Regions from separate parts of the Homo sapiens genome. Here all the other regions are linked to region 1. A link is a loop called in an ENCODE intact Hi-C map of the cell type or tissue named here. Cell type or tissue: MCF 10A. All regions are shown on one strand. Region 1 holds the start of OR13G1 (olfactory receptor family 13 subfamily G member 1). Region 2 has its middle 6.2 kb from the start of OR2T8. Region 3 overlaps OR2M4 (olfactory receptor family 2 subfamily M member 4). Region 4 has its middle 12 kb from the start of OR2W3. Region 5 has its middle 15 kb from the start of OR2T11.

What was found. Peaks named below come from ENCODE experiments on the same cell type or tissue, not always from the same donor. Only the 100,000 strongest peaks of a DNase experiment are listed, where the experiment ranks them.
Region 2: it touches region 1 in a loop (14-fold over the local background); 3 of 110 quality-filtered maps call a loop at or near these places.
Region 3: a loop joins it to region 1, with 3 times the contacts of the local background. A loop is called at or near these places in 3 of 110 quality-filtered maps.
Region 4: it touches region 1 in a loop (9-fold over the local background); 3 of 110 quality-filtered maps call a loop at or near these places.
Region 5: a loop joins it to region 1, with 7 times the contacts of the local background. A loop is called at or near these places in 2 of 110 quality-filtered maps.

Annotation. Positions count from the first base shown.
Region 1 is chr1:247,678,439-247,683,438 of GRCh38, reverse strand. It overlaps OR13G1 (olfactory receptor family 13 subfamily G member 1), which reads left to right and starts at 3,700. Exons shown (of 2, transcript NM_001005487.2): 1 at 3,700-3,799. In MCF 10A, a CTCF peak has its summit at 1,943 (motif pointing left); a DNase peak (open chromatin) is centred at 1,948.
Region 2 is chr1:247,911,514-247,916,513 of GRCh38, reverse strand. No RefSeq gene overlaps it. Among named protein-coding and RNA genes, the nearest start is that of OR2T8, 6.2 kb to the left of the region's middle. In MCF 10A, a CTCF peak has its summit at 1,996; no DNase peak of the experiment used is centred here.
Region 3 is chr1:248,240,608-248,245,607 of GRCh38, reverse strand. It overlaps OR2M4 (olfactory receptor family 2 subfamily M member 4), which reads right to left. Exons shown (of 2, transcript NM_017504.2): 2 at 929-5,000. Among named protein-coding and RNA genes, the nearest start is that of OR2M4, 12 kb to the right of the region's middle. In MCF 10A, a CTCF peak has its summit at 2,280 (motif pointing left); a DNase peak (open chromatin) is centred at 2,267.
Region 4 is chr1:247,904,765-247,909,764 of GRCh38, reverse strand. No RefSeq gene overlaps it. Among named protein-coding and RNA genes, the nearest start is that of OR2W3, 12 kb to the right of the region's middle. In MCF 10A, no CTCF peak of the experiment used is centred here; a DNase peak (open chromatin) is centred at 2,974.
Region 5 is chr1:248,617,140-248,622,139 of GRCh38, reverse strand. No RefSeq gene overlaps it. Among named protein-coding and RNA genes, the nearest start is that of OR2T11, 15 kb to the left of the region's middle. In MCF 10A, a CTCF peak has its summit at 3,070; a DNase peak (open chromatin) is centred at 3,049.

The DNA of each region.
Region 1 (5,000 bases):
TTGCATAGTAAGTGACTATTGTAAGTGTGTCCCCATAAAGGGACACAAAGTGTGTAGGGATGTGTGTGTGTGTGTCTGTGTGTGTTCAGGGGATAAGAGATTGGGAAATAGGCAAAGAAAATTCGAAAAATGGAAAAAAAAGATCTAGAGATCAGTCTGCAGCTACCTTGTATAACTGTGCCATTGAAGAAACTACCCCAAATTCCCTTTTTACAATACAGTAAATTTTATTTAATAAAAGTTTGATGAATCAACAATAAACAAATAAAATAATATGGCTATTATTAATATGTTGAAGAGAATATGAGATGAAAATAGAGATGAGAGATGAAAAGATGCAGATAGAAAAACTAGAAATATTAGAAGTAAATACATATGTCTAAAATTAATATTCAATAGAATTATAAAAGCATGAAATACTCTACCTGAAGTTAACAGCTAATAGTTTGGGATTGACGGAATGTTAGATCCAGTAGACGATCTGATTACTTGCTTGAATATGAGTTAATAAAAAATATTTAAAGAGAAGAAACATAATTGGAAGGTACAACACGTAAGATAAAAACCATAGTGAAAAGTTCTAGCATGCATGTTATTTTCACCCTGGGAGGAACACAGATTTAAAAAGGGGGGCAGAAGCAGCATAAATAATGATACCCACAGATAAATATTATTGGCAAGCTTCAAGCAAGATAAAAGTTCAATCATATCCTAGAGACATCACACTAAAATTGCTAAAACTAAAGATAAGCTTAAATGCCGCAATAAGAGGAAAAGAAGACATTTTGTTCAAATAAGCAACAATACTACTGACAGTTGACTTTTCAACATAAACTGTGAATGCTATAAGACAATTTAGGTATATCTTTAATGTGCTAAATAAAACAATAGTCAACGTAAAATCATATACCCAGAAAACATAATTTCCAAAACTAATACCAACAAAAAATTTTAATACATAAAAGAATGAGAGAATTTCTTGTCAGCAAACCTGTAGGTTTGCATTAAAAGAAGAGTTATGCAGGCAGAAGAAAATGGCCCAAATGGGAAAAATGGGCAGGAGAGTGGAAGAACAATGAAAAAAGCAATATAAGAGCACATGCAAAGGAATACAGACTGATTAAACAATAAAAGTTATGGGTGGTGGGGTTTGAGATATGCGTTTAATTATAATCCATTATAAAAACAATACAAAGAAGGGACTAAAGTAGTTAGTGTTCTAAAAGCACAGTGTCTCTAGAAAGTGGTAAAATAAGTAATTTCTACTTGACCATAATAAGTCAAAAATGCATAAACACTCAAATCGGTGTAGAAATGCATGACTACTCACCTCATAGATGGAAATGTGGAATAAAATAAGATAAAGTAAGATAAAACAGGGAGAAAGAACATAGATGAGCCAAATAACAATAATATATTCATAAAGCAAACACAAATGTGTCTGAAATTAAATTAAAGGCAACTAAAGTGCTGAAATTAAAGCATAAAGACTGACTGATTTTGTTAAAAAACAAAACTGTATTACACTTAACACATTCTCAAATGAACACGAAGAAAACACCCAAAATGAAGATGGAAAAATATATACCATGAAAAATTAAACAAAACAAAGTTGGTATAGTCGTTATGCTATTAGAATACATAGCTAATAAGGCAAGCAACTTTTCTGAAGAGTAACCTTTGATAATGACAAGGCAGCCCTTCTACTACAAATAGATCATAAAACCAGTTCTCTGGCGCATACAACAGTATTGCTTCTAATGATACATGACTTAATTTGACAGACTGAAAATAAGAATAAGGCAAATTCCAATCATCCTGGGGTATTTAAAATCAAAAGTCAAAATACTAGAAGTTCTAGAACTTCACCAAAAAGACCAGGAGAAGCAAACAGGGAAGGGACCTGTTTTTTCTCCTCTAGTCTTACAGTTTACCTCTATTGCCCCCTACTGGCAGAGTTCATGAGGTGCCAACACGCTAACAGCGATGTGGTTGTAGGGTTCACCCAATCCAGCATCCAAGATCTGAGTGCGTAGGGATGGGTTTGGAGTCAAGGGACTTAATTGGCTCAAGTATTTCAGCTTTTTTTTTTTCCACCAAATACCTCCTCTCCACCCATTTACGAATACATTTAATTCAATGTTATTCTGGTTCATTGTGCAGTCATCACATCTTCAACTGTTCTGTATTATTTTAATGTACTTGTTCAAAGCGATAAAACAACAATGTTTTATCATTGTGGAAATGAGTAGGTTATTTTACCTGTAAAGAATATTACTAAAGCAAGATAAATTATGTCAACTGGCTCAACAGCAAACACTCTTTAAAGGCAAATGATTAATTTCTATTTGGCCGTGTGATGACAACTACATATAATTCCTGCCCCTTACTTGCTCTCATATTGATAGTTTGATATACTTAACTAATATTTAGTAATACTATGCTTACAATAAATGTGAAATAAGCATTTAGATCACTGTCTGGAAGCTTTAAAAAGCTGTTAAAGTGATCTGATATTTACCCATGTAACTTTTCTTTAAGATAAACAAATAGGAGAAAGAAATACATGGTAAACATGTAAATGTGTGTTTGAATTCTAATGAACATTTCAAACTATGAGGCTATTCAGCAAGAGGGATAGAGACAATGTTATTTCATTATGCGTACATCACACAGATGAGTTGCATTTGTGTTTGGGTATGCATAAACAGCAAAAGGATGTACAGAACAGTTTTTCAAACAATTCAGAAAGAAATTTAGCTGAAGGGTTTGCGTGTTACATTAAACAAATGAAAACCAAATTGCATTTCATATTTTATTTGTAAGATCCTCCAGGCCTGCACAGAGTAGAGGACTAAATGACAAACTTTGCTTTAACCTTCATCTTGGAATTCATTTCCTACCACTCTTCCTCTTATTAAATTGAACTGTTTGTCCTAAATCTGCCTGTGTACATGGTAAACTGTAACCTAACTTAATGTGTAAACAACCTGCAACCTAACTTCAGAGCATACATTATAACAAGTAGCAAAATCTCAGCGAATCATAGCAGCCTAACCTTCAGCCAACTGTAGGCCGAAACCTGCCAAAACATCCAAATAAAGCAAACACAGAACTCTAGTCAATCAAGTTATTTCCGCATGTCATTTCCATTTCTCCAGCTATAAATATTGCCTGCAACGCCTTGTAGGATGAAGCTCTCTGCACTGCTTTTGGTCCTGAATGTTATCTGGTTCATAAATATTTTTTATTTTCTCTGCTCAAATGAACTCTGTTAAATTTAACTTGTCTAAGATTTTTCTTTTAACACTGTCTAAGTTTATATTGGGAGAAGATCTCCGAAGCAGATGTAATTGCTTTTATAACAATGTCCATCCATTTATTCTTTAAATCTCCCACCAGCATTTCCACTGTGTCTCATTATTCAGGTTTCCTACTCCATGAAGACATTATCTCGGGATACCTTTTGGTCTTCACAGAAAAAGGTTGACACACAAAGACCAAGTGATTGAACATCATAATTGGTAATTAGTTCAGGGTTTTAAAAACTGTTCCTCTGGGATACATTTTAATGTAACTAATAGCAAATCACTTCAAGATGCTCTTCCTTGGGGTCCCTTGTCCTTGAGTCAGGAACCATGCTTTTCATTGATCTTAAGTATAAATAAACCAATACTAAAGCAAGCATGAAAGAGCTCATTTGATAGCAAACTGGCAAGAGCTACTGTACTTTTAGTTTTTTACAGTGATTTAATACAGGTCACCATTTGAACATGACAATACTCTGCAAAAAACTACAGTGAGTATTTGTGGGCAGACTGTCTAATTCTTAAGTTTACCATAAAATCATGGCCTGAGTAGGGATATTTTTGAGCCAGGTAACATATTTAATTCCTTTTTAGCCATAGCGCGCACACACACACACACACACACACACACACACACACACACAATCCATCCGCGGATTGTACTTTAATTCAAAACAGGGGATTTTATGCTATCAATGTATCAAAATACTGATGATGCAAGTATTTATATTGCCTGCCAGCCTTTCAAAATTTTTCCTTTCATATCAAATATGCAAAAGTTGGAGTTTAAAAGACAGTCAACTAAATTTAGGTTAACATACTTTACCAAGTTATGGGAATGCTTGACATGTATGAGAAATTGTTTTAGAATATGTCCTTTCTTTAATTATCATAAAGACTTAGCTAAATAGTTTAAGAATTAGCTTGCAAAACTTCTCATTGTATCAGGATGCTCCAAGCTGCTTAAAACGCCTCTCAAAAATAGAACCTTACAAGGGTTTCATTTACTCATTTAGTGTTCATATTCTACCTACATATATAAGAATCTGTGACAGACTCTATAAAATGGTGAGTGGCATGTTCAGAGTTGAATTTAAAAAAAAAAAGATTTCTTCCAAAACTTAGAAAACAATGTAAATGTGAAAAATAATGTCTTCCCAAACATAGAGAATAAAATGCTTTCAGACAGGAATTGCATTGGCTTCAGATGTCCTAGGGTGACCAACTTTCCCAGGTTGCCTGAGACTGACAGGTCTCCTAGGATGTGGGTCTTTCAGTGGCAAAACTTGGACAATCCCTGGCTAACCAAGTGGTTGATTATCCTTTGTAGGGTAGGGCCATGATTTGTATGCAGGTATTGACTCTCCTTAATCTCCGCCACCTTTTCTCTTTTTACAATTTATTATACTGCCTTCACACTGATCTTCCTTTCCTACCTCTCTGATCACTTCGAAACCTAGAAAATTAAGAAGTAGCTACTTTCACTTCTTTTCTAGTACTTCAACAGTGAAGCTAAGCTGAAGAGAATGTAACATTCTCCTTAAACGATGCTTGAACTAGAATCACCTCTGACGTAGCCCTACCTAATAGAAAGTGGCCTAGAATGAAACTGTCTGACAGAAGTCATTCAGGAATATGAGAGTACGAGGAAATTTGTATCACTCTGTCCCCATAAAACACAGTGGCTGCTGT
Region 2 (5,000 bases), 230 kb before region 1:
CAAGTAACAAATAAAACTTTCAATGAAAGTTTACCTATCACTTATGATAAAAGTTTTATCTTTCCATGTTCTGAACACTGATGTCTCTGGGGTCCCAGGAGTATCAATACAATGGTGTAGTAACACAGGTGGCTACTGTCCAATGGGGGAAGTAGCCTTTTGCCTTAAGTAGATAAATCTCTCTGAAGGACTCTAGGGTGTGTGAGAATTAAGGCCAGACAAGCTGTGAGTCAGATGAGAAAAAGATGTATGTACTGCCCAGAGCTCCACAGAAAAACGGAAAGGACAGCGATGCTGGGTAGCTGAGTTGAGATTAACTACTATGTGGCACAATTTACGAAAACCAAAGAGAGGCTATGCTGAGTCCCTACACCACCAAGACCGTGATGTTCTGCCCACTCGCCTCCTGATGGCCTGTGGGGATAGACCAGCTTCCAGATTTCACACAGATGGGCTGTATGGAGGAGGCCACCTCCAAGGTGAACCTGCCAGAGGGCAAAGTCAAGAATCCACAGACCAGCAAGCCTGAGCAGGAGAAATAATTATCACTCAGAAATTCCTGAAAAAAAGACTGAGATGGAGACTTCGACATTCAGGAAGCTGACCAAGGAGAGTTCCTAGTGTCAATTCCTGTGGCATTAATGAAGCAAAGTTGGGCACTGGGAGAAGATGAACTGTGATGTAGTCACAACTACAGTCTTGGCTACTCCTTGGATGAACTGTGAGATTAACCTTCCATGTTGCCTTGTAGTAGGGCAGGTGGCCCCGCGTTTGTGTTCCCACAGGAGCATTGATTGCATGTGGCTGCCCCCAGGAAGAGAGCATAAGCTTGGGTGAGGCAGTTTACCTCAACTGGGAACAGTGACTTGAGAAGGACTTAGCTGAGAGCTGTCACATACTAATTCTCCTGGCAGCTGGGGGAACAAGTACTTCAGTGCTCAAGTGGGAAGGGGAGTGTGGAGAGCACATGACACTGTATAATGTACATTACACTGCATGAGCCAAACTCGATCAGAATTCAGTATGAAGGGAGCCCCAGTGCTATTCACACAGATGTGTTCTTGTAGCACAGAGCAGGGGGGCAGTCACATGGAGTGCAGGTATAGACGACATCTAGAAACAATGACCAAGGCACTAAAATATGTTTGCCTGGAAGTTCTAGTTCCAACTGAAAGGCACAAGTTGGTTTGGAATTTGCCAACTAGGAATATGCTGGCCTGAGGAGCTGAAATGGAAACAGCTTCCCTCTCTTTCTGACCAGGCACTCCCTTGCACCACACACACTTATCTTACTGTATGCTTGTTAAGAGATTCTAGGGACTAATTTTGAAACCAGCCAGGCATGGAGACCCAGTGGCAAATTCTCTCCCTCTGAAAGATGACCTCAAGATGAATAATCTGCAGCCCAGCCACACTTGAGATGGTGCCAGTTGGCACTCTAGGTGGACAATAACTCAAGATAGCCATTGCAAAAAGACACGCAGACCCTACACTCTGCATAACCCCTGCATACCTCCCACACCACGTTTCCCTTTTTAAGCCCCTGCCCTCAGCTCAAAGCTTTGAGATGGGTTTTTTTGTTTTGTTTTGTTTTTGAGGCTTGAGGCAGCCCATCTCCCATCTCCTAGCAATTGAAAAATAAAACTGCTTTCCTGTCACTCCATCCTACTTCTTTTGCAGTTTGCTTCTAGGTGGTGAGCAGCTGGACTTGCATACAGTTCCAGAAATAGAGGAGGTCTAAATGTACTTTCTACAACATTAAGTCTATAATTTAGTGAAGAGAATTCTCAGCAAAGAAAAACAAAAGAACTAAATAAAAATGTAAAAGCCAAAAAAGGCAGACCAAATAGTAATAATAAAAAAAAAATCCTCACTGTAGTTCAGTGTAATAACAAAATAAAGAAGACAGGTGGAAGTGTTGGCAAACTTAAAGATAAACAAATAGGAATTACATAATCTAAATATAATGAGGAAAAAAGATTGAAAGGGTAATGAAAAGAGCTTCAGGGTCCTGTGGGACAATAACAAGACAATTTTTGTCATTACATGTAATTTAAAGCTTGTCATGTAATTTTGAGTATGCATCCCATTTATTATTATGAACTGCCCATAGTTAGCCTGAATCATTTTTCTTGTGTGAAGTATGCAGCTAATTCGTGGTCTTAGCATAACAAATCTCCCTCTATTATTTATTATCTATGTGAATCTTTATATGTAACGTGTGTTTGCACTAGAATAATTCATCATTCTTATGTATTTTGGGGCATAGTACCTGATAGATAGTTTTTGATCCTCACCCTCCTCCCACCTACTACCCTCCAATAAGCCCTGGTGTTTACTTTTACCTTCTTTGTGTCCATGTGCACTCAGTGATTAGCTGCCACTTATGAGTGAGAACATTCTGTATTTGGTTTTCTGTTCCTGTGTTAGTTCACTAAGGACAATGGCCTCCAGCTGCATCCATGCAGCTGCAAAGGACATGATTTTGTTCTTTTTTGTGGCTGTGTGGTATTCCATGCTTTATATGTATGAGATTGGTGCAAAAGTAATTGCGGTTTTTGCCATTGAAAGTACTCAGTCATGGGATTGCTGGGTTGAATGGTAGCTCTGTTTTCAGTTTTGTGAGAAATTTTCAAATTGTTCCACGGTGGCTTAACTAATTTGCATTTTCACTAGCAGTGTATAAGCATTCCCTTTTCTCTGCAACCCTCCCAGCATCTGTTGTTTTGATTTTTTTTTTTTACTTTCTAATAATAAATAGCCATTCTGACGGGTGTGAGATGGTATCTCATTGTGGTTTTCATTTGCATTTCTCTAATAATTAGTGATAAGCATTTTTCCATATGCTTGTAGACCACACATATGTCTTGTTTTGAGAAGTGTCTGTTCCTGCCCTTTGCCTATTTTTTAATGGAATTCCTTTTTTTGGCTTGTTGATTTGTTTAAGTTCCTTATAGATTCTGGATATTAAACCTTCGTTGGACACATGGTTTGCAAATTTTTTCCCATTCTCTACATTGTCTGTTTATTCTGTTTATAGTTTCTTTTGCTGTTAGAAGGCCTTTAGTTAAATTAGGTCCCACTTGCCAATATTTATTTTTGTTGCAATTGCTTTTGGAGTCTTCCTTGCGAAACCTTTGCCAAGGCCTATGTCCAGAATGGTATTTCCGTAGGTATTCTTCTAGAGTTTTTTTATCTTTAAGTTTTACATTTAAGTCTTTAATCCATCTTGAGTTGATTTTTGTACATGGTGAAATAAAGACATCCAGTTTCAATCCTCTGCATATGGCTAGCCAGTTATCCTGAAGTCTGTATTGAACAGAAAATCCTTTCCCCATTGCTTGTTATTGTCGACTTTGTCAGATCAGTTGGTTATAGGTGTGCAGCTTTGTGTCAGGGTTTTCTAAGCTGTCCCATTGGTCTATAAGTCTGTTTTTGTACCAGTACCATGCTGTTTTGGTTACTGTAGCCTTGTAGTACAGTTTGAAATCTGAGAGTGTGATTCCTCCAACTCTTTTCTTTTGGCTTGAGATTGATATGGCCATTCGGTTAGTTTTGACCTTTCAGTTAGTTTGGTCATTAGATTAGTTTTTTCTAATTCTGTGAAAAATGACATTGGTACTTTGGTAGAAATAGCATTGAATCTGTAAATTGCTTTGTACAGTATGGGCATTTTAACAATATTAATTCTTCCTATGTAGAAGCATGGAATGTTTTTCCATTTATTTGTGTCATCTCTGATTTATTTTGGCAGTGTTTTGTAACTGTCATTACAAAATGCAAAATCCCAGCATTTTGCATTCATCATATAATTGACCTTCCAAACAACGTTATGAAAGTGTGCTTTCTACTATCCTATATACAACCTCAGGAGTTACTTTAAGTTAATTTTGGAAGAAATGTAGAAGAAAAGAAAAACAAAGAAAGGAAAGAAACCCTTGGAATCTTTCTACTGGGCTACCATAAATAAGGACAATCATTCAAATTTTGGCTCAAGAAATAGAAATAAATTTTCATTGAGTAGTTTCTTCTCTACCATGTAGCTAATTGTCACGCATTAAGATCTTCTCAATTTAGAGACTCAGTCTGAAGCCATATGAGGCGATTTATGTAAGCAACTTACATTGTCAGTTCCACATTCTTCCTTCCTCATTGAGTTTATTTATGAGACTGAATTAATTAAATCACAAATTAAAATAAGAAACTTCAAGAATAGCACTTACATGATTTCTTCTAATTTAAAATGTATTCTTTGGCCGGGTGCAGTGGCTCACGCCTGTAATCCCAGCACTTTGGGAGGCCGAGGCGGGCAGATCACGAAGTCAGGAGATACAGACCATCCTGGCTAACAGGGTGAAACCCCGTCTCTACTAAAAAAAAATACAAAAAATTAGCTGGGCGCGGTGGTGGGCACCTGCAGTCCCAGCTAATTGGGAGGTTGAGGCAGGAGAATGGCGTGAACCCGGGAGGCGGAGCTTGCAGTGAGCCCAGATCGCACCACTGCACTCCAGCCTGGGCCACAGAGTGAGACTCTGTCAAAAAAAAAAGAAGAAAGAAAAAGAAATAATATCACAGGGTGTTGTAATATCATCCCCTTTCCATCTGGATATTAGAAACAATATCACAGAGGGGTTGTACACCTTTTGCGATATTACAGTAATATCATCCTCTACCCTCCTGGATATTAGGAACATCATCACAGGGGAGACGTACAGCCCCTGCAATATTGGGAATAATATTATCCTCCCTTCCCCTGGATATTGCGAACATTATCAACGTGAGGGTGTACACACCCTGCGATATTAAGAGTGATATCATTTCCTCACGCCCTGGATATCAGGAACAATACAACAGGGGGGTACACCCCCTTCGATAGTGGGAATTGTATCATCCTTTTCCCCCGTGGATATTACAGAGGCGGTGTACACCCTCTGCGACATTGGGACTAATATCATCCCGTCCCCCCCGGTTATAAGGAACAATATAAGAGGGGGAGTGTA
Region 3 (5,000 bases), 560 kb before region 1:
TGCTTGCACTGCATCCTGGATTGCAGTGAATCCTCTTTCTGTTATTGGAGTTACTCAAAGTCAGTATCTTTTTGCGTAACCCACTATATAGATCTAAATAATAATCCAGGTGTGGTATATGCTGCCGTCAAAACCCAAAAAGGTATACCAAGTATTGTCTATCTGTTATCTATCTATCTATCCATCTATCTATCTATTTATCTATCTATCTATCTATCATGTATCTATCTTTTGGTGAGAGGGCAAGATGCAGTAATCTTTCCTTTGCTTTGGATATCCCATGAGACTTTAAGTGGCATGTAACTTCCTACAACCTTTATTTTTGTGGAAGACCGCTGATATTGGTAAGGTATATCTTGCACCTTTGGATAACAAATGTATTACAATGTCTCCAGTGTGCTAGCTATTTCTTACAGCTCAGTCCAATTAGCATATTGTCCTCTAAATGTAGTACATTTTTTTTTATGCAGCATGTCCAGGTAGCTTGTATTTCTTTCACTTACATCATGACAGAGGACAGGAGGATAGGCATAGACCGAGGTATTATAAATAGAAGATGTCTGATCCTTATGAATGTGAGTTGTTCTTGATATTCTTTCCTCAGAGTGATAGAAAAGAGCTCATTTACCAAATCAATAGTAGGTGCATAAGACCATCTTAATTTGCTCTAGAAAAGATACTGAGTCTAACATAGGAACTTCTACTTACTGGAGTTTCAGGAATTGTGTGGGTTTTGAAGAGGTTAAAGTAGTAAATTAACAGAAATACAATGGAAATCACCATATCTTAGTCATCTAGATAAACATACTTCAAAAGAAATATAATATGCCACCTAGGTAATTTAAAAATATACTAGTGACCACAGTTTTAAAAGTTAAGATGAAATGTTAAATTATTTTTTAAATGATTTCATCTTTTATTTTAGACACAGTGGGTACATGTGCGTGTTTGTTACATGTGTATATTTCATCACGCTGAGGTTTAGGGTATAGATCCCATCACCCAGGTTGTGAGCATAGTATCCCATAGGTAGTTTTGCAACCCACACTCCCCTCCCTTCCTTCCCCATTTGGTAGTCCACAGTGTCTATTGTTTCCATCTTTACATCCTTGAGTACCCAAAGTTTAGCTCCTATGTATAAGTGAGAACATGCAGTATTTGGTTTTTTGTTACTGCATTAATTCACTTAGGATAATGGCCTCCAGTTGCATCCATGTTGCTACAAAGGACATGATTTTGTTCTTTTTTATGGCTATGTAGCACTCTGTGGTGTTTATGTGCTACATTTTCTTTATCCAATCCACCATTGATGGGCATGTAGGTTGATTCCTTGCTATTGGGAATAACACTGCAATGAATGAATAATTTGTCTTTGGGGTAGAACAATTTATTTTCTTTTGGATGTATCCCCAGTAATAGCATTCCTGGGTCAAGTAGCAGCCCTGTTTTAAGTTCTTCGAGAAATCTCCAAACTGCTTTCCACAGTGGCTCAACTATAATTTACATTCCCACCAACAGTGTATATGTGTTCCTTTTCTCCACAGCTTCACTAGTATTTGTTATTATTTGACTTTATTAATGGTCATTTTGACGGGACTGGTGTGAGATGGTCTCTCATTTAGGTTTTGATTTGCATTTCTCTCATAACTAACTATGATGACCATTTTTTCATGTTTGTTGGCTGCTCATATGCCTTCTTTTGAGAAATGCATGGTCATGTGCTTTGCCCACTTTTTAATGGGATTATTTAATGGGGTTTTGCTTGTTGACTTAAGTTCCGTATAGAATCTGGATGTTAGACCTTTGTTGGATGCACATTTTGCTAATATCTTCTCCCATTCTGTAGATTGTCTGTTTACTCTGCTGATAATTTCTGTTGCTGTGAAGAAGCTCTTTAATTAGGTCTAGCTTGTCAATTTTTGTTGCAAATGTTTTTGGGAAATTAGCCAAAAATTATTTGCCAAGCCTGGTATCAAGAACGGCATTTCCTAAGTTTTCTTCTAGGATTTTCTTACGTTTAAGTCTTTAATCCATCTCGAGTTAATTTCTGTACATGCTGAAAGGTAGCTCTCTCTGCTGTGGCCTCTGCCTGAGGGAGGGCTGTAGCCCGAAACATCTAATAAAAGAAATGCAGGCGAAGTGCTAGTAATTGGAGGGGCCTCCTCCAAGGCTCAGGAGTCGTCCTGGTAAGGAGGCATCTCTCTCAACCCCCACCGGACAGCGTGCCTGCGAATGCCAGGAAACACGAAAGAGCCAAGTGGCCGATCAAGAGCCTCTCTACGGGCATTACTCTTAGGCGCCATCTACTGGATTACAGCCCAAACTTCAACACCAAAAATTAAGTTAAAACTAATACGTCCAAAATATTGTTTCAACAGGCAAGCAACCTTAAAAATTAATAACGATATATTTTACATTTTATGTATAAACTTTTTAAAATCAAGCGTTTATTTTACATTTTCAGCTCATAATTCAGACACTAATTTTTTTTCAAAAATACTTGGTCTGCATTTAAATTTAATAAAATTTACAGTTGAAAAATTAGATTCACATATACGCAATGTCCCAAACATACTCAAAACATTTTTCATCACTAAATTGAGTAAGCAATATAACTTCTTTCAAGTCGGTATTATTAACATCAAATTCAAAAATTTAACATATAAATTAAAAAGTAACTTTAAATTCATCAATATCAAAATTGTTTTCAAATGTTTCTTGTAGATTTTGCAGTTTACATAATTGCATATTAAAATTACTTTTTTCTGCATATTATGTGTAAAATCAAATGTACAAAATCATTATCGATTCATATCATAAAATGTTTCCATTTCAAGCTCAATTTTCATACTTCTCTTAGTAGATCACAGATAAGTCTTTCTTTTCTGGTTGTTCTAAATTTACCTGTTTCACATAAGGTGTGATGTTGCTGACAAAATGTAAATCACACTTCTATTTGTTATCATGACTATTGAAATGCTTGCTATATATTTTGATTAAAGAAGATCCGGAGTGGGAGTGAAAGTACAGTAAATCTTTGTAAAACTCGGGGCTGGGTGCTGTGGCTGACGCATGTAATCCAGGCACTTTGGGAGGCCAAGGCGGGCGGATCACGAGGTCAAGAGATTGAGACCATCCTGGCCAACATGGTGAAATCCCGTCTCTACTAAAAATACAAAAATTAGCCAGTTGTGGTAGCATGCGCCTGTAGTCCTGGCTACTCGGGAGGCTGAGGCAGGAGAATCACTTGGACCCAGGAGGTGGAGGCTGCAGTGAGCCAAGATCCCACCATTGCACTCCAGCCTGGTGACAGAGCAAGACTCCGTCTCAAAAAAAAACTTTGTAAAACTCTTTCTGGCTCAACCAGTGAACACTGACTGGCAAAGATATGTCATTAAATTCACTGTTTTGTATTATAAAATTTAATTAATTGAATTAATAAAATTGAATTCATTGGTGAAGAATCAGCATATACAAGTATAAATTGAATAAATTGAGCAACTGTACCCACGACACATATATTCTGCTTCCAAAAACTGAGCATAAACATTTCCAGTGTGTATCATAAAGTGGAATGAAACACATAGGGACATAGTATTATCTTCTTTTAAAATCCCAATAAATCTAAATTTTTGACTTGACATAGCTAGGGCGACATTTGCTATGATAAAAACTACTTTTTATATTTAACAGAAATTATTTATTTATTTATTTACTGAGATGGAGTTTTGCTTTTGTTGCCCAGGCTGGAGTGCAATGGCATGATCTCGGCTCACAGCAACCTCCACTTCCCAAGTTCAAGCGATTCTCCTGCCTCAGCCCCACGAGTAGCTGGGATTACAGGCATGGGCCACCACGCCCGGCTGATTTTGTATTTTTTTAGTCGAGATGAAATTTCTCCATGTTGGTCAGGCTGGCCTTGAACTCCCAACCTCAGATAATCTGCCCGCCTCGGCCTCCCAAAGTGCTGGGATTACAGGCATGAGCGAGCCACTGCATCCGGCCCAGAAATTATTTTTTTTAAGGATAAAATTAGCCTTTGTTTTAATTTTTAAAATTTGCTAGCACATTTTTAAATTAGAAAACATTTGATTATACTATACTTAAAAATAAGCATGTCAATCTAAATAATAATTATGAATATTACTGTGGTGAGTACAAAAATTTCAGTTGAATCAATCCATTGGTGCTTACGAAGCAAAATATTAAGCAACAGTGTTAGTCCCTTCTTGCCCAGGGTGTATATAGAAATGTCATCTGGGATGGAGGTCCTGGAATAAGGGCCTCACAGCTTTGACGAGTGCATTTTCTTGCTGTGGCTAAACTGGTATCCAAGATGTGAGACAAAGTCCTCTCCACTCTTTCTTCTCCTCAAGTGGAAGAACTCTTTTGGAGCCATGAGCTGTGCAGCCTGAGGTTAGGCAAGGGTGATGCCAGCACAACCTCAGTTGCCCCAGCTGCTGTCTCTGTAGTTCACGTGCCCGCCGCACAGTCCACTATCTCGGGGCCCAATTCAGCACTAGGACTCACCTAAGAGTTGCAGTACTTATGGCATAGACCGCCTTTTAAGTTTACTTAGAGCCTCAGCGCATTTTAGCCCTCAGTGTCAAGGTTTGTGGGAACACAAGTTTTGACCACTGGGATCAGTAATTCCCCTCTGACAAGGGCTGGTTTAAATGCTCTGTCTGTGGCCAGGCATCAGCTGAATTTTATCTGGTTTTCCTTTCTGCTCTTACAGGACAGCACTGAGCTCAAAGCCTCACAATTGCTGTGTTCTTTCTCACCAGAGCCCAGAGACACTCTTAGCACACTGTTCCTTCTGTCAGTGGTGAGAGAGGGGTGGCATTGTCTGTTCAAGTTGTTTTTTCTACCTCTTCACTGCCTCTTCAGTGATATAAAGTTAAAACCAGGTACTACGAAGGCTCACCTGATTTTTGGCTCTCATGAATGTGTTGTTCGTGTATGGATTATTGTTAAATTGCTGTCCTTGCATGTGAACG
Region 4 (5,000 bases), 230 kb before region 1:
AAATCTCCTTAAGCTGATAAGCAACTTCAGCAAAGTCTCAGGATACAAAATCAATGTGCAAAAATCACAAGCATTCTTATACACCAATAACAGACAAACAGAGAGCCAAATCATGAGTGAACTCCCATTCACAATTGCTTCAAAGAGAAAAGAATACCTAGGAATCCAACTTATAAGAGACATGAAGGACCTTTTCAAGGAGAACTACAAACCACTGCTCAATGAAATAAAAGAGGATACAAACAAATGGAAGAACATTCCATGCTCATGGGTAGGAAGAATCAATATCGTGAAAATGGCCATACTGCCCAAGGTAATTCATAGATTCAATGCCATCCCCTTCAAGCTACCAATGACTTTCTTCACACAATTGGAAAAAACTACTTTAAAGTTCATATGGAACCAAAAAAGAGCCCACACTGCCAAGTCAATCCTAAGCAAAAAGAACAAAGCTGGAAGCATCACGCTACCTGACTTCAAACTATACTACAAGGCTACAGTAACCAAAACAGCATGGTACTGATACCAAAACAGAGATACAGACCAATGGAACAGAACAGAGCTCTCAGAAATAATGCCACATAAAAGTTTTTAGGGCCAGCAGTAATAAAAAATGAACAGGTTGAGAAACAACAAGTTAGACGATTCATCAAACAGGGCAAGTATATCATATTGTACATGCAAGGTTGAAAGTGTCATCCAAAGAATGAACAGGATTGTTACCGGAAAGGGGTCCCAAGCCAGACACCAAGAGAGGTCGTAAATCAGAGTTAGGAAGGGCCTGACATTTTGCCTGATGTTTCCTATTGTTAGGGAGTTTAGCAAACCTGTGGTTTTTGCTGTAGCCAAAGGAATTTAGGGAGTTGCCGTGGCAGCAAGGCCTTGGAGCCCTCAGCCTGTAGGTAACTTTTCATTGCCTTAGCCTTGGGGTCCATCTTATTCGATAAAGAGATATCTATTTTGGCTTCTCAGATTACAAAGGTAGCCAGAATATTTTAGCCTAAAATATACTTCTTTGAAATGTTTCAAGATGGCTGTTCAGGAGGGCTGGAAACACAAATTTAGCTGAAAAGCTGTCTTTTGTGAAGAAGATTTGCACCTGTAGAGAAAAATCTGCATTGATGCAGCCAGGCTTTCTCTGAGGCCTTCCCTTGTCCAGATTTAGGGATGATTAACTGAGGGTCTGATGTTTCTAAAGGCCTGAAACATTTACATCTATTGTCTCTGAGCACTGCTACCTGTGAGGGTCCATCCATGTAACAAGACCACCTTCGCTAGACAGGCCACCTCTTCTCTGGTCCCATAAGCCATTTTGCCACTGATCCAAGCCTCATTCTTTCTGGAAACTCAAGATGGTGTAAAAGCGTCAACCATCCGGTCATTTATTTGAGATCTTATGTTTTGTAAAACTCCTGTGCACTTTAATAAGTTCATATGCCTTTTCTCTTATTATTTCTCAGCTGTCTTTTTTCAGTTGATTTTCTGTGAACATTCAGATGAAGGGGAAGTTTTCCCTTGGCCTCCACAAGGTTTTATTAATTTCCACAAATTTCCGTAGAATTAGTAACAGTTAGAGGATTCAGTGGAGAATGTGGATAGTGGGAGGAGGAGGAAAGCTTATTCCAGTTAAAATTGGAAAGTTAAAAAGTAAATAGAGCACTGCCTTCCCAGGTGGAGAGATACTGTTGTTCTACATTCTGGAGCCTGCACGACTTCCTAGGACTCAGCTGCTCAGGGCTTCACACAAATAGCATAGCCCAGTGGAAAAGAACTGACATGTGGCCATCAGAACACCTTTATTCAAATTCCCACTCCTGCAGCAACAGTGTATTGAAATCCAAAACCTCTGAGCCCTAAGTTCCTCCTTTGTAAGACAGATGTGATGTATTTCCCACCTCTCTTTCTTGAGGATTCAGTGAGTAAACACAGGTAAATTGTCTGAGTGATTGACACATACCCACCACCTCCAGAGTATTAACCATCATTAGCATGGCAAAAACATAATTATGTTTCAACTGAAAACTGTGAATGAGGCCGGGTGGGGTGGCTCACGCCTGTAATCGCAGTGACCTGGGAGGCCGAGGCAGGCGGATCACCTGAGGTTGGGATTTCAACACCAGCCTGACCAACATGGAGAAACCCCGTCTCTACTAAAAAAAAAAATACAAAATTAGCCAGGCGTGGTGGCACATGCCTGTAATCCTAGCTACTTGGGAAGCTGAGGCAGGAGAATCGCTTGAACTTGGGAGGCAGAGGTTGCAGTGAGCCGAGATCGTGCCATTGCACTCAAGCCTGGGCAACAAGAGCTAAACTCTGTCAAAAAAAAAAGAAAGGAAAAGAAAGAAGGAAGGTAGAAGGAAAGAGAGAGAGAGAGAGAGAGAGAGAGAGAAAGAAAGAAAGAAAGAAAGAAAGAAAGAAAGAAAGAGAGAAAGAGAAAGAAAGAAAAGAAAGGAAAGAAAGAAAGAAAGAAAGAGAGAAAGAGAAAGAAAAGAAAGGAAAGAAAGAGAAAAAGAAAGAAAAGAAAGAAAGAAAGAGAAAGAAAGAGAGAAAGAGAGAAAGAGAAAGAAAGAAAAGAAAGGAAAGAAAGAGAAAAAGAAAGAAAAGAAAGAAAGAAAGAGAAAGAAAGAAAGAAAGAGAAAGAAAGAGAAAAAAAGAAGAAAGAAAGAAAGAAAGAGAAAGAAAGAAAAGAAAGGAAAGAAAGAGAAAAAGAAAGAAGAAAGAAAGAAAGAGAGAAAGAAAGAAAGAAAGAGAGAGAGAGAAAGAGAGAGAGAGAGAGAAAGAAAACAGTAATTTTCAGCACACCCTTCTGGTTATCAAGTTATCAGATTCCAGCCCTTTCCTGGGTTTGAGCTATTTGCGATTCTTGCTAAGTTGTAACTGACAGTCATGCAAATTATATCTTGTTAGGAACAGACTTCCTCCCAGTGGAAAAACCAGTTTCACTTTCATTTGCAATTCATCTCAACATTCTTCTACTCTGTAAATTTAAATTGGCTTGACTTTTCTATTAAGCTGGTTATAGCATCTGCCTAGTTCCCGCAGATACTATGAGTAACACAAATTCTTTAACTCATATTCATTTTTATAGCTGTGAGTCATGAGTTTATTTTTTCCTGAAAATTATATTTCGCTTTGATGTATGCTAGAAGTGACACGAATAGAAGAGGGGCCAGAGGTGTAATAACAACAACAGCCGGGTGTGGTGGCTCACGCCTGTAATCCCAGCACTTCGGGAGGCCAAGGCAGGTGGAACACCTAAGGTCAGGCGTTTGACCAACATGGTGAAACCCCATCTCTACCAAAAATACAAAAATTAGCTGGGCGTGGTGGCACATGCCTGCAATCCCAGCTACTCGAGAGGCTGAGGCAGAAGAATCGCTTGAACTCGGGAGGTGGAGGTTGCGGTGAGCCAAGGTTGTGCCTCTACAGTCCACCCTGACTGCAGGGTGAAACTCCGTCTCAAGGAAAGGAGGGAAGGAAGGAAGGAAAAGAGGGAGGGAGGGAGGGAGGGAACAACAACAAAGAGATAAGTAGATAAGAGTTTCAAGAGAGTTTTTTTTTAAAGAAGGAAAGAAACATGAGACAAAATAAAAAATGTAGTGACTATTCGAGAAAGGGGAACAAGCAGAGGAATAAGTACAGAATGGGACACCTGCAGCCAAAGCAGCCTTCATCAAACAGCGATTGCAGCAGAAAATTTTGCTAAAGGAGAAGAAACTTCAGCTTGGGCAACAAAGCATGACTCCATCTCAAAAAAATAAAGTATTTTCTTTAACATATATATGTGGATGTGGGGAGTTTTATAACTGTTGGAAATAAATCCTAACTGCCACACAGATAACTCATTCTCTATTCACCATTAACCCATCTAAGGGAGGAGACCACCCCTCATATTGTCTTATACCCAATTTCTGCCTCCAAAGAAAAAAAAAGTAAAAACTAAAAGGCAGAAATGAAATCCACAGGCAGACAGCCCGGCGCCACACCCTGGGTCTGGTAGTTAAAGATCGACCCCTAACCTAATCGGTTATGTTATCTATAGATTACAGACATTGCATAGAAAAGCACTGTGAAAATCCCTGTCCTGTTTTGTTCCAATTTAGTTACCGGTGCATGCAGCCCCCAGTCACGTACCCCCTGCTTGCTCAATTGATCACGACCCTCTCACGCGCACCCCCTTAGAGTGGTGAGCCCTTAAAAGGGACAGAAATTGCTCACTCGGGGAGCTCGGCTCTTGAGACAGGAGTCTTGCCCATGCCCCCAGCCGAATAAACCCCTTCCTTCTTTAACTCGGTGTCTGAGGAGTTTTTTCTGCGGCTTGTCTGCTACATTTCTTGGTTCCCTGACGGGGAAGCAAGGTGATTGGCAGATGGTTGAGGCAGCTCCTAAGGAGCTTAAGCCTGCCCTGTGGAACATCCTTGTGGGGGACTCTGACCAGCCCGAGCGACACGGATCCTGAGAGCGCAATGGGACGCCTCGCCAGAGTAGTGTGTGGCAGGCCCCTGTGGAGGATCAGCGCAGTGGCTGAACACCAGGAAGGAACTGGTACTTGGAGTCTGGACATCTGAAACTTGGTAAGACTAGTCTTGGGAACTTGCCCACTCCATTTGAGTGGAAGCGTGGCCTGATCACCCACGGCATGCCCGTACTGGCACTTTGGTTTTGATTTTGGTTTTGACTTGGTTTAAATTGCTTGACAGGACTGGTCTTGGGAACTTGCCCACTCCATTTGAGTGGAAGCGTGACCTGATCACCCACGACATGCCTGTACCGGCACTTTGGTTTTTGTTTCTGACTTGAATTGGATTGCTTGATACTTTGGTTTTGGTATTGACCTGGCTTGGATTTCTGGATACTCTGATTTTGGTTTTGATTTTGGTTTGGTGTAAACTACAAAAGTGTGTGTGTGCCCTTTTTACCCGTTCTTTGTTTTGTGGTGTGCATGTGGTGTGAGCGTGGTATTTTGTCTCGAGGAAACATGAGTGAGGCATAAAGTAAGC
Region 5 (5,000 bases), 940 kb before region 1:
ATCTCTTCTTATACTATGAAATATAACACTAGAAATGCCATGCAAAACTCATTATTAATCATCTCAAGAAAACAGTTGTGAAACCATTCATGAAATAACCCCGCACCCCATCAAGAAACGGAACATAACCAGCACTCCAGGGCGCTCTTGTTTGATCACCGCACATGCCCCAGGGCAAAAACAGGCATTATTCTAAATGTCTCTAACTTTCATTTGAACTATTAGACATGCAAAAATGTGCAAAATTAGCACAATGAGCTTCCAATGTGGCCGTCACTCAATTTCTCTTAATGCTGACATTATTTTGAAACAGTTTTGCTCTTGCTGCCCACGCTGGAGTGCAATGGCATGATCTCAGCTCAGTGTAACCTCCCCTCCTGGGTTCAAGTGATTCTCCTGCCACAGCCTCTCAAGTAGCTGGGATTACAGGCACCCACCACCATGCCTGGCTAATTTTTTGTATTTTTAGTAGAGACAGGGTTTCACCATATTGGCCAGGCTGGTCTTGAACTCTTCTGTCTGCTCAATTGCACACTGATAATGTTGATGACAAGCTTCTTTCCAGGAGCAGAAGAAAGACCGGATGAGACAAATCATTCCTCCACCTACCCAGGGACTTCTGCATAATTGACTCTTCCTTGGCTCCTTCTATCTCTTCAGACATTCACCTTATCCTGTGTAAAATGTACATTTACTGGGCACTAACTGAAGTCTCACAGAAACGTAACCATTGACCTTACCACCAACCCGCCCGTCTTCCTATATGCCTTCCCCCACCTTAAGAAAATATATACGTACTGAGTGTTCTAAAAACCTCTTTGGAAAAATGGCCATGGGTGTGTCTGTGGCTTATTTTTCTAGACATACTCTAATATTGGCTTAATGAAACTTGACTGAGCAATTCTCACTCATTTCAGTTAAGTTTCTAACATTTCTTTAGTTGGGCCTTGACAGCGAAGAATATTGGTCAGTTATTTTGCCAAATGAATTTCATAGTAATTATTCCCTGGATTTCTTCTTGCATGACTGGATAAATATTCCTAAATACTACAGTTTAATTTTTACTATTCATTGAAAATTATATAAATTGTATACCCTGTCGATGAAAAGTCAAACCCTGTATTTTAAGATTTATTCTGAGCCAAATGAGTGACCAATGGCCCATGGAACCACCCTCAGAAGATCCTGAGAAACACGGGTCTGAGGTGGCCGGACAACTTGGTGTTACGCATTTTAGGGAGACATAAGACATCAGTCAACATGTATAAGATGTACAGTGGTTTGACCTGGAAACACACAACAATTGGAAGCAGGAGTTTCTAAGTCAGAGGCAGATTCAAAGATTTTCTGATTGGCAATTAGCTGAAAGAGTTGTTTATCAGTAGAAAGAAATGTCTGGTTATGGTAAGGGTTTGTGGAGACCAAGACTTGATCTTGTAGATGAGGCCTCCAACAAGCAGGCTTCAGAGAGAAGATTGTAAATGTTTTTTAATTAGACTTAAGTCTTAAAGAATCTGTTCTATCAGTAATTCCAAAAGGGAGGGAGGGTATCCTGAGGCATGTCAAGCTCTTCCTTCCTATCATGGCCTGAACTAGTTTATCAGGTTAACTTTGGAATGCCTTTGCTGAGACGAGGGCCCTATTCAGATGGTTGAGGGAGGCTTAGAATTTTACTTTTGGTTTAAAACCCTTTAGTATTTAGCCGGAATTTTAGGAAGGGGACCCTGATTTTTGTAGTGAGAAGAACCCATATTAGTGCCCATGGACATAAACATACACAAACAACAAATAAGCAATTCAAGATCTGATAAAAAGATAATGACATTGAAAGATGCTTCTGAACCCTATGTCTGAGGCCACCAAACAATCCAAGCAAAATCATTCTTGTGACCTGGTTACAAAGATGTGCATTTCAAATACCAGTAAAGAGAAAAGACACAAAAATGGGAAGATTAAAAGAATTTTTAAAAAGAAAACAGATTCCTTATTAGCCTTTCCATCAGAATGAGCTTATTTCCAGAGTCCCAGCCATTAATGAAGAGCCTAGAGTAGTTATGAACAAAATTTGACTTCACCTCTCAAAACCTGACTTGGTGAACAAGGTCCCAAAACTAGCTGCCATCAGTGATATGCAGAAGAGCAAGTGCAGAGGGCAAGCTGGGCTACAAGAGGACTCTAAGGGGCACAAGCAGGTTGTGTGGTTCAGTCTCCTGTGAGCATGCTCTGAGAGGCAGATAGGTCTAAAGAGCAGAGATGGAAGATTGACACTGATAGAATACCATGTCAGAAGTCAGAGTCACAATCACTTTGGTGACTGAGTGGGGACAGGACAGGTTTTGAGGGTTGGTAATCATTCTTGACCAGCTGGGTCAAGAAAGAGATTGAGCTCCTGGTCTCTAGCAATCCTCCCACCTCAGCCTCCCCAGTAGCTAGGAGATATATGTATTTGTATATACATATATATGGGTGTGTGTGTATATATACATATATATGTATACATGAAAGAAAACTGACTAATCTCTATATATATGTGTATGTGTGTGTGTATATATATATATGTATATAGAATCTCCTTCTGATAAATATCCTGTTGAAACTGTGACTCCCTCAGGAATTCTCGGTGCCGTCTTCACAGCCCTCCCTCTTCTGCAGCCCCTGCTCTGCCGCTTCCATCCAGGCTGCTTGCCCCAGAGATGGGCTGCGCTGCACGGGGCTCCTCCTGAGATGCTGCCTCTTCCCCATGACCCTCTGGATTCTTGATTGTCTGTGTACCACGTCTTCTACTTTAAAACCTCCCCATTGTGGAGCATGTCTTTCAACAGGTTTATAAACAAAGTACGTGGGAGGAAATTTTTTAAAGGCCTTGCATGTTTGAAAATGACTTTTTTTATCCTCCCACTTTGACAGTAGATCTGGCCAGGTGTCAATGTGTAGGTTGAAAAAAGCTTTCCCTCATGAATATGAGGATGTCCCTCCTCCATTGTCTTCTAACATTCAGTATTTCTCCTGGGAGTTCCATGCTCTCAATTTTAGTTGTGTTGTCGTCCCCTGGAGGCTTCAGGCTCTCCTTTGGCAGTCGTGTTAAACATTCATAATGTCTTCATAAGGGCTCTTTTTAACAATTATGTTGGGCAATTGATGAACCTTTTAATCTTGAAACGTGTCTTTCAATTCCAGAATTTTTGCTCTGAAACATGACTGAAATATGTGCTTTCCTTCCATCTAAAACATTCTTTTCCTCTGGAATTTTTATTACTTGATTTGCCTCCTGACTCACAAACTGGATCTCTTCTTCTACCTTCTTTTGCATCTGTCTTGTCCTACTTTACAGTCTACACTGCCATAATCTAAATGTTCAAGAACTCTTAAAAATTTCTCCAATGCTCTGTTTAAAACACCCTGTTCTAGTTTAATATCTGTTTGTATGTTCTTATCTGTCATAGCAGATTAGTCAGTTATCTTTTATAGAAAGAGTTTCTCTAATTACTGCATACTGTATTTCTTCTTATTTTCACTGATTTGTGTGATTTCTGCCTTTTATTTTAGAAGCTTTCCTCAAGTTTTGTAATCCCTGTCTCTCTCCTAATGTTAGTCTCTGGATAAGGACAAGCCTTAACGAGTAGGAGTCACTAAACTATGATGTAAATGACTTATTTTGGAAACCTCAAATGTCAGTATTCCTAGGTATTTTCTTTGGTATGGTCTGCTTCCTCTGCAAATCTTTCTGGGGGCTGCCAGCATTCTGAGAACCCACGTTGGGGAAACGTGCTGGTGTGCTTCACAATGTAGGGTGCAGACTTCCCACTTACACCCACGCAATGTCTGTTTTCCAATCCCAGAGCCCTTTGGGTACACCACCACCTCCCAAGTTAGTGTCGCGTCAGGTCGGGGAGGAAGGGTTGTCTAACTAAAGTGCGTGTATAACAGTTTTTATACAAACTTTTAGCCAAGCCTCCCATTTCAATGTTACCTGTAATATTTAGACAGACCTGATTAGGAGTTCTTCCAGCAGGAATCAACTTGCTTCCGAACTTCTCCACTCACCAGCTCAGTGTTCTGCTTTGAGATTTTTGAGTCAAAAACAGTTTCCTTTGGCTTTCCAGCTTCCAAAACTTTGTTGCTGTTTTTTCTCCCAACATCTTGATTCTTCTGTATTTATGCTTTAAACATAAGAGTCCCTTCACTGAGTGGTAAACACTTATGTTTCAAAAAAGGCCTGAAAATATCTTTTGTTAATTTAATCCTTTTAATTTTTTATTACCATTTTCTTTCAAATTTTTAAGTTTATATTTTAATTGACAATTGTATATATGGTGTACAACCCAATGTTTTAATATGTATATACATATATACACATTTTGGAAAGACAAAATCAAGCTAATCAACATATCAATTACTTCACATCCTATAATTTTTGAGTGGTGGAGTATTTAAAATCTAGCAATTTGAAAATAAATATATAATACGTAGATATAAACTGTAATCATCATGTTATACAATAGATCTAAACTTATTTCTCCTGTCTAACTACCCTTACTTTTGAATGATAGTATAGCTGGGTTTACAATTCGGGATTGGTAGTTTTATTCTAACAGCATTTGTCCTTGAGACGTTCTCTCTTTTTTAAAGTTTTTTTTCCAACTTTTATTTCAGGTTGAGGGGTACATGTGCAGGTTTGTTATATAGGTAAGTTGCATGTCACTGATTATTTCACCACCCAAGTGATAAGCATAGTTCCTGATAGGTAGGTTTTCAGTCCTCACTTTCCTCCCTACACCCTCAAGTAGGCCCGGTGGGGGGGTCTGTTATTCTTTGTGTCCATAGGTACTCTGTTTAGCTCCCACTCATAAGTGAAAATATGTGGTATTTGGTTTTCTGTTTGTGTTAGTTTACTTAGTATAGTGGCCTCTAGCTCCATCAACATTGCCACAAAAAACAAGATCTTGTTTTTTCTGGCTGCATGTATTCCATGATGTATATGTACAGTATTTTCTTGATTC